Linked DNA regions of Homo sapiens: region 2 is linked to region 1. The links are chromatin loops, found by intact Hi-C in ENCODE. Cell type or tissue: Calu3. All regions are shown on one strand.

What was found. A loop is a pair of places that touch in the nucleus more often than their neighbours do. Peaks named below come from ENCODE experiments on the same cell type or tissue, not always from the same donor. Only the 100,000 strongest peaks of a DNase experiment are listed, where the experiment ranks them.
Region 2: a loop joins it to region 1, with 13 times the contacts of the local background. A loop is called at or near these places in 3 of 110 quality-filtered maps.

Annotation. Positions count from the first base shown.
Region 1 is chr11:36,700,346-36,704,345 of GRCh38, forward strand. LOC107984326 (a long non-coding RNA gene) reads left to right here and starts at 2,580. Exons shown (of 4, transcript XR_001748187.1): 1 at 2,580-2,943. In Calu3, a CTCF peak has its summit at 2,466 (motif pointing right); a DNase peak (open chromatin) is centred at 2,466.
Region 2 is chr11:37,446,967-37,450,966 of GRCh38, forward strand. No RefSeq gene overlaps it. Among named protein-coding and RNA genes, the nearest start is that of LINC02760, 490 kb to the right of the region's middle. In Calu3, a CTCF peak has its summit at 2,392; a DNase peak (open chromatin) is centred at 2,395.

The DNA.
Region 1 (4,000 bases):
CTGGGGAATATGGCAGGAAGGGGTTGCTTTCATGGACAAAGGAGCCACATTGCTGAGGACAGCAGGGCAGGGCTTCCTGGCCAGGCCTTGGGTGTGTCCACCCTGCAAGCAAGAGCTGAGTCTGGCATCCTGAGGTATAACAGCCATAGACTTTACAGAGAGGCCCCAGCAGAATGCCCAGGGCACAAGGTCATGCCTCAGTAGTCTCCAGGGGCCAGCCCAGCCTAGGCCCTCTGCAGCAGATACCAACCTACCTCTCTAGGACTCCAGCCGGCTCCCTCCCTTCTGCCTCCTCAAGGTTGCATGAGCCACATCCTTTCTCCCATATCCAAGATGCATCGTAGGAGGAGCAAGGGAAGGGAGCTCAGTCTCTAAAACCCTGAGCATTTACCCAGGTCATTCAAGCAGAGATGTGATGATGCCCAGGAAGTCTAAATTACTAGGTCAGACAAATATCTATTTCTGTTGCCATCAACTGGGTGAAAGCCTGTGAAGAAGACCAGATCAATTACAGAAGAATAAAAAGGCTATTTATTTTTGTACTTCGGAGTGCAGTATAAGTGAATATTGATCCTGCTACAGTGTGTGGGTTTTTTCATGTTTCTTAAAATTCTTTTAGAAATGAACATTTCCTAGCCTTCTCTGTAAACTCCAAAGTTAGACTCCAGTTTATAAAGGCATCAGCAGGAAGCAGTGCCTCCCAAGGTGGAGGAAATATGGAAAAAAAGATCTTTCCTGGCCGATTCAGAAGAGCTGAGAGTGAGCATGAGAGAATTAGCATGAGTTTGACCAGAGCTGCTAGCAAGCAGATTCAAGCAAACAGATATACATATTCTTTTAAATCTCCTACTGTGCCTTCAAATGGTCATCCCAAATGTTTCATTTTACATTAAGTGCCAGCTTGCCTCTAGGGATGAGGATAAAAGACATTTTGAATTTAACTTCTTAATTAGGAAACACCAAAGCTGTCATTCATACTAGGAGAAAGAAGGAGACTTCATCTCCCACTGCAGATAATGAGACTTTCCAGATATTAATTGTATGTGTGTTTAGCTTTGAAATGTAGTATTTAAAGTTTCGAGAATTAGAAATAGCATAGATATAGAGGACCTGGCCAGGCCCTGTCATGCAGTAGGGTCATTAATAAATGGGGATAACCCTTAAAAAATAGAGTAATCAGATTTTTTGGGGGGGGGATAATAAATTCACTCTTCAGTCTTTAAGTACCACACACCAGCTCTAAGGTGAAGTTGTGAAGAAGTTACTAAGTGACTTATCAGAAGCATCCTGGTTGAAATGAGAGGGAAAGTTGCTACCATTTATTCTGTGCCAGGAACTTGAACATCTTTTCATGCAATACCACATTTAATCCTCTTGCTATTCTCATAAAGTAGAGAAATATGTATTGATTCTGGTTATAAGAAAACTGAGGCTCCAAGAGTTAAACTGACCTGTCCACATTACCAGCTGATGAGTGTGAGGGTTGGAATACAAACCTAGATCTGAGACCCATGCTCTTTGTGTAATACCACCCTGCTGCCTCATGGGAAAGGTGAGAAGATCTCACAAAGGGATTCCACAATTGTACTTTGTACTTCTCCTCCTTGGTAAAAACTGATATCCATGATAGATTTTTAAAAATGAAATATGTCCTCCCTCTTAGATGGCCAGCAACATGTTTGCTGGGGCCAGGTCTGTTTTATTACTTATCCAAAACACATGGCCCAATGCTTGGTACATTGTACGTGGTCAAGTTTTTCACTGACTGATTATAAGTGAGCATATGCTATTGGAATCTAGAAAGTAAACTAATGCAAATTTGGGGGAGATTGTTTTTTGCAGATACATAAGTTTACTGATATGTCTTTGATTCATTTCGAAAATTCTTTCCCTAAAGGTATCGATGGATTGTCAGACTCCTTGATATTTACACTAATCATAACTCCTACATGATTAATAAACAAGTAAAAAATGTTGAAGATCAGGCAGGTGAACTGCTGGAGTGATCACTGTTAGAGTTTCTGAGTTTCTGTTCTTTTCCAGGATAAGATTTGGTTCCTAATGGTTGGGCGTGGGCTCTGAAACTTGGAGAATCAGAAAGGGAATAGAACCTGTGATTTAGATTGCTGAGCCACACTTAAATGGCTGTCAGCTGAGATTCAGGAATGGCAGAGGCTGATTCAGCTGGAGTCATACAGCAGCTACTATTAATAACAAGACGAGCAGAGTGGGGAGAGAACTCAATGAATCGAACAAGAGGGGACAATGGGAGCTCAGGAGGGTAAACCCGATTACCCAGTTACTACTGTGTCTTGTGTCCATCTGGAAATAGGCCTTGTCTCTTCCCTACCAGCTGAATTCTCAGCTGAAAATGCAAAGGTCAAACACTTAGAGAAGCCTGTTTTAATGGGGGTGGATATTATTTCTGCCTCAGCCATTTTCAGCTGGAAACCACAAGATGGCAATGTTGCATCATTCCTTGCAAGACCTTTACCCATGGCTGTCCTGACTCCAGGTGAATTCAATCGCTAAGCAATAAATTGGGAGATGCAGGATCTTGTTGGTTTAACCAGCTAACATTATACTTGTATTTGGTACTACTGATTGTGTTTTCCTTGATAAAATGTAGCATACTCCAGGAAAAGTAATACATTTTCACCCCTTGTTAGAACACTCATGTAATTCAAGCAAATAACACAAACACAGTCTGAATTTCAGTCTTCTAGACCCGGTTTTCCCCAACATCAGACTAATTAGTTTTATTCCATCTAGCCAACACCTGCTTGAGAAGAACATTTAGTGTCATAAAACAAACCACCCACCAAGAAATAAGGAAACTGAGAAAAGCCCACACACCAACGTCATGTTGCCAAGCTCAGCTCTAAAACAAAGCCTTACAACACACCCTGGTGGATTCTCTTGGAGGAAACTCCATTTTCTAATGTAAGTTTCTGCATGAAAAAACTCTGTTCAGAGTCGTGAAATGCTCTTATGCAAATGATATTGTTGGAATCTTTTTCGTTTCTTTAGAAGTCAATTTCTGAGGACATGTTCAGGTTTAATTCTTTCAGCAGACCCTTGAGTCCTCTGTTTTTTAATTGTGTTTGAGAAAGAGACTAAAATGAAATTTTGGTGGTGTGATCAAACACCAAGGGATTTGGTGCCTTCCCGAGTATTACGGGCATAGATCAAATACTGAGTACCTTTCGATGGTTATTAAGGTGAGGTTACAAGTGTTATAATTGTTTGCCCTAGAAAAGGTTCAGGTGTGAATGAGTTGCTTTCATGGAGGAGATTAAGGGAAAGGATGCTGCTAGATCAGTGGTTCTCAAATTTTAGCAGGCATCAGGATCACTTGGATGACATATCAAACTACAGATTACTGGACTTCACCTCTAGAGTTTCTGATTCTATAGGTCTAGGGTAGGGCCCGGGGATTTGTGTTTCTGACAAGTTCACAGGTAATGGGGATGCAGCTGGTCTAGAAGTCATGCTTTTAGAACCCTGATGCTGGACCTGTTTTCTCTAAAGGACAGGTAACTGGGTGATTTTCATTTAGGTGCTTTGCAGAGAATGTTGAGAAATACTGACTCAATAGAATGAATGCTTGCTTTAGGATCTAGAGATGTGAATTCAAATATAGGCCCTATAACTTAGTTGCTAGATATGTGAGGCCAATGACTTAACTTCCCATAATCTCCATCTGTTGTCTAGAAAATAGGATTGTACTCAGATATCAGGATTTGAGTCCTGGCTTTGCTAATTACTATATGACTTTGTTCAAATTACTTAGCCACTCTGAGTCTGATTCCTTATGGGTAAGAATAGTACTTCTGAGTTGTTTTAGAAGTGAAATATTTGATATAAGGGCACCACACAAAGGATTTGTTGCTTCTTTCCTTTTCTTTGCTAGATTGATATATGCATGCATCTGAAATCACTTCATAAAATACAGAACACCATAGAAATGTTGGTTAATGTTTCACAGAGAAATTGCTTT
Region 2 (4,000 bases), 750 kb after region 1:
CTGTTAATCAATTATATCTTTAAAAAAATTACAACACTCATTCTACTTTTCTACAAATAATTCATAGTCATGGTACAATTGGCATCCCATAGCGATGTCTAGTAGTATGTACTTATTGTTGAATGTAAGAGAGCTTTAAAAATAACTAAAATGTACCATGAAAGTAAATTAGTAGAACCCTTGTTGTGATTCTGAATTCTTGATTGACTTTTATCGTCTTTGTTTGTTCATTCACCACAGGGAGAAGAGCCTACCATCACCCTGAAATTAACAATGTTCAACCCTATTAAATAACACTTAAAGAGTTATCAATTCTGAGTGTTACACTAATGCCATTTTCTGACTAAAATCTTAGAATTCATTTCCTTTGAAACTGAAAAGAATAATGATCTTCTCCTCTTATAATAATCTCAAATCTGCATTTACATAAGCAATCATTTTATTTTAGATTTTTAAGATTTTTTTTGGCTGCTATGTGATAAGATTATATCTTATAATTTTACCTGAAATGTAAAAAACCAATTGTAGTCTTTCTGATTCTACAATTTGGAGCTTATTATAGTTTAAGATTAATGAATTTATTTTATGTTTTCTTTAACTGTGTGTGGAAAGAAGAAAAACAAACAATATTTCTGTGATTGAATTCTAGCCCCAGCTATGCATGACTATATTGGGGAAGCTACTGGTTCACAGAATCTCTTATTGCTTCAAAATATTTTAACAATATTATGGAGCTTTAGAGAATGAATATGGGATCCATGGAGAATAGATGTACCTTTCAACAGACATAGATGTAAAAATGTAACAACAGCTAACATTTATTGAGTTCTTGCTCTATGCCAGGCATTGTTCAAAGTGCTTTATGCGCAGTCTGATCTAATTATACAACAGCTCATGCTAGGTTTTGGTGGGTATTGGAAACCCACTCTGGACTGTGTATTCTTGGGATTTTACTTCTACTTAACATCCTGAAGGAAGAGGCAGAGTGGGTTATCTATAACTGCCCTTATAAGCACTGGCAAGGAAAATGAAATCTTTCTGTCTTTCACATCATGCAGAGAACGTATAGGGAGAAGAGGTAACTAGATTGTTATTGAGAAAAACCTAACCTGTATTACCCAAGATGTTCTTATACATAAACATTGAATTTAAATGTGATGTTTATCTCTATTCTCTCTTTTGACTTTATTCAATAATTTTTCTAAAGAATATTGCAGTCATAAAATGGTAGCAATTCATATTCTGATTACAGTAGAGAGAAATTATAAATTTTTTTAAATGGAAGAATTATTACATGTGTTATGATACTTAATATTAAAGAAATATTACTTAGATATGAAAAATGCTCACAGCGTCAAAACATATTAACTATAAATACTAAGGGAAATGTCTAAAATGTAAACCACATGAATATTGAACAATATAAAATACTTGAACAATATAATATAATGTTCAATTATATTGAACAAGTATAATATAATATACTTGTTCAATATAAAATATATTGAACAATATAAAATACATACAAAAGTATGATACAAATAGAAGGATAACAAGAAAATTAGAATAGTTTTTATTTAAGGAACTTTGGGTAAATTGATTTCTTTAAGAATTTACTTAAAAAATTAAGATGTGAAGGAAGACTTATTTAAAACCAATAATATTTGTAAAGCAATTTGCTCTTTTCTATATTTACTAAAAGGAAGAAAAATTGTTTCAAACCAAAAGTAATTTTGAGTAAACAATACACAGTGGTTGTATTCATTTAAATATAAAATATGATATTTTCTGTGTCATCTGCCATAGTCCATCAATCAAACAAATTATCCTTGGAACTTCTAAGGCTATTAGCACTGAGGAACACATAGTTATTTCCTTACAATACTTTCAGCTTAAATTGGAATTTTTACTGCCCAGAGTACAATATAATCTAGAACATCTTTTTTTCCTAGCAAAAGCTCCTATTCAGTCTGAATTATCTCAGGATATAGTCATTGATTTCCTTAATCAATCCAGAACTGTCCATCTTCACTGGTTGTAGTCGTCTCTGGTTGCCTTATAATTGTATAAATACACCACCTTAGAACTTACATACATTTTATGAGAAAGTATGGTATTCTTCTAGGAAAACAAACTAGAACAAATAATATTCTGGCACAACTATGAGGCAAAGGAATATTTCTTAAAAAAAAAAAATAGCGAATCAAAGTTTGCTGCTCAAACATCACCTCAGGGAGTGGCTCAATTGGGACAGTAAACAGCCTGTGTTTCCAGCACCTCCACCCACAGTAGTTATGAAACATTTGGAAATCAACAGAGACTTGAAAGAGCCAAAAGTACGCAGTGCCCTATATATCTGCAGTTGCAAAAATGCTGCCCGAGTATTTGAGACTTTGGCAAATTTACCCTTCATTCCACAAGGTGGGGTTGTTTCAATATGAAAGAAAAGAGCAAGAGGCTCCAACTGAGACATGCTCTTGCCCTATTTCCAAATAAGAAAATATTATTATTTTGCTATTACAGAGGAAGAAAAGACAGACTTTTGTAAATCTATGAGAGAAATGTTCTTGGTACACTTTTTTGTTTTTCTTAATTCTAAACAATGCTTTATACAAACATAAATTTGAAAGGAAGATTCTGCTGCTTTATTCAATAATTAATATGAGTAACTAAACAATTTGCTAATTCAACAAATATTTATCTCTTCTGTACCAGGCAGTGCTCCATGGCCTGAATATAGAAAACTGAACGAATTAGTAAAAACAAACAAACAAACAAAAAACTACCACAACAAAACTGTTTGTGGAGCTTATATTCTATCAGAGCTATGGAAGGTATGGAAGGGGCTGCTGAGATGAAGATGGAACATACAAATATAATATATAAGCCCATATAATAGCATATTAGATAATAATACATTCTAGGTAGAAAACAAAAAGAATGGAGGATGCCCAGGCTGGGGGTGGGATTGGGTTAACAATTTAATAATCTGATCTCTGAGACGTCCCTGAAAAAGTAACGCAGTTTGTTAATGAATTAAATGTTGGTGTAAGAGAAATAAAGAATGAATGAGTTTCAGACTTATATTGTCAGATTTTTCCTGGTCCATAAAAAATACCCCTAGATAAAATTTAGGTTTTGGACCTTCTATGTCTTGCTCAGAGGCATTCTACTTGGTAGTTTTGTGATGCTGAGCAAGGTCCTAATGCAGTCTAGGTTTTGATTCCTTCATGGGCAAAATGTGGATAATATTGGTAACAAACATATAAATATAAGGATGAAATGAGTTAATATATGCTAAATGGTTATATCATGCCATTATATGCTATTATTTTTTCTTTAATTGCATTCTCAAAATCAGGATCTGCAACCCAAATCTCTCAATCTATTATTCTAAAATGCCTCTCTAATATGCTATAACGTATTAGAAAGTAAAAAGCAAAGTAAAAAGGAAGGAAAGCTGTTTAGACTGCATCTTCATAGCAGGAAACAAATTCTAAAGGGGGTGGAGTGGGGAGGTGTGGGGAAGAAATAAGAAGAAACAAATTGGTGGCATGAACGACTGATTCTACTTGTTTCTCTATCACTCAGAGTTGTCTTTTCCCCTAATTTCTTGATTAAGACTGACAAAGATTCCCATGAATCCTGATCTTGCTATCAATTAGGCAGCATCTCTGAGAACTCAGTTCCATACTTGACATGGCAATATTATGTGGCAGTCAGAAACTGATGTAAAGACTTTCTGGTGCTGCTGTGATAACAGCCCAAGCAGCAATAGGAGAGAGAGGATATGTTGAAACATGAAGTTGTTCTGTGGTTTGTGGGCCAAGAGTGGCAAGACTTCCTCATCACTACTCCCTGACCTTTCTTCTACCGAATATTGCTTTCACCACTTGTTAGTTTCACTAATAAGATTGATTTCTACTACTGAAACTGGCAAAGGTTCACGTGTTTCAAATTGAATAAATTGGAAGAGACACAGATTGAGTGCTGGTGAAAC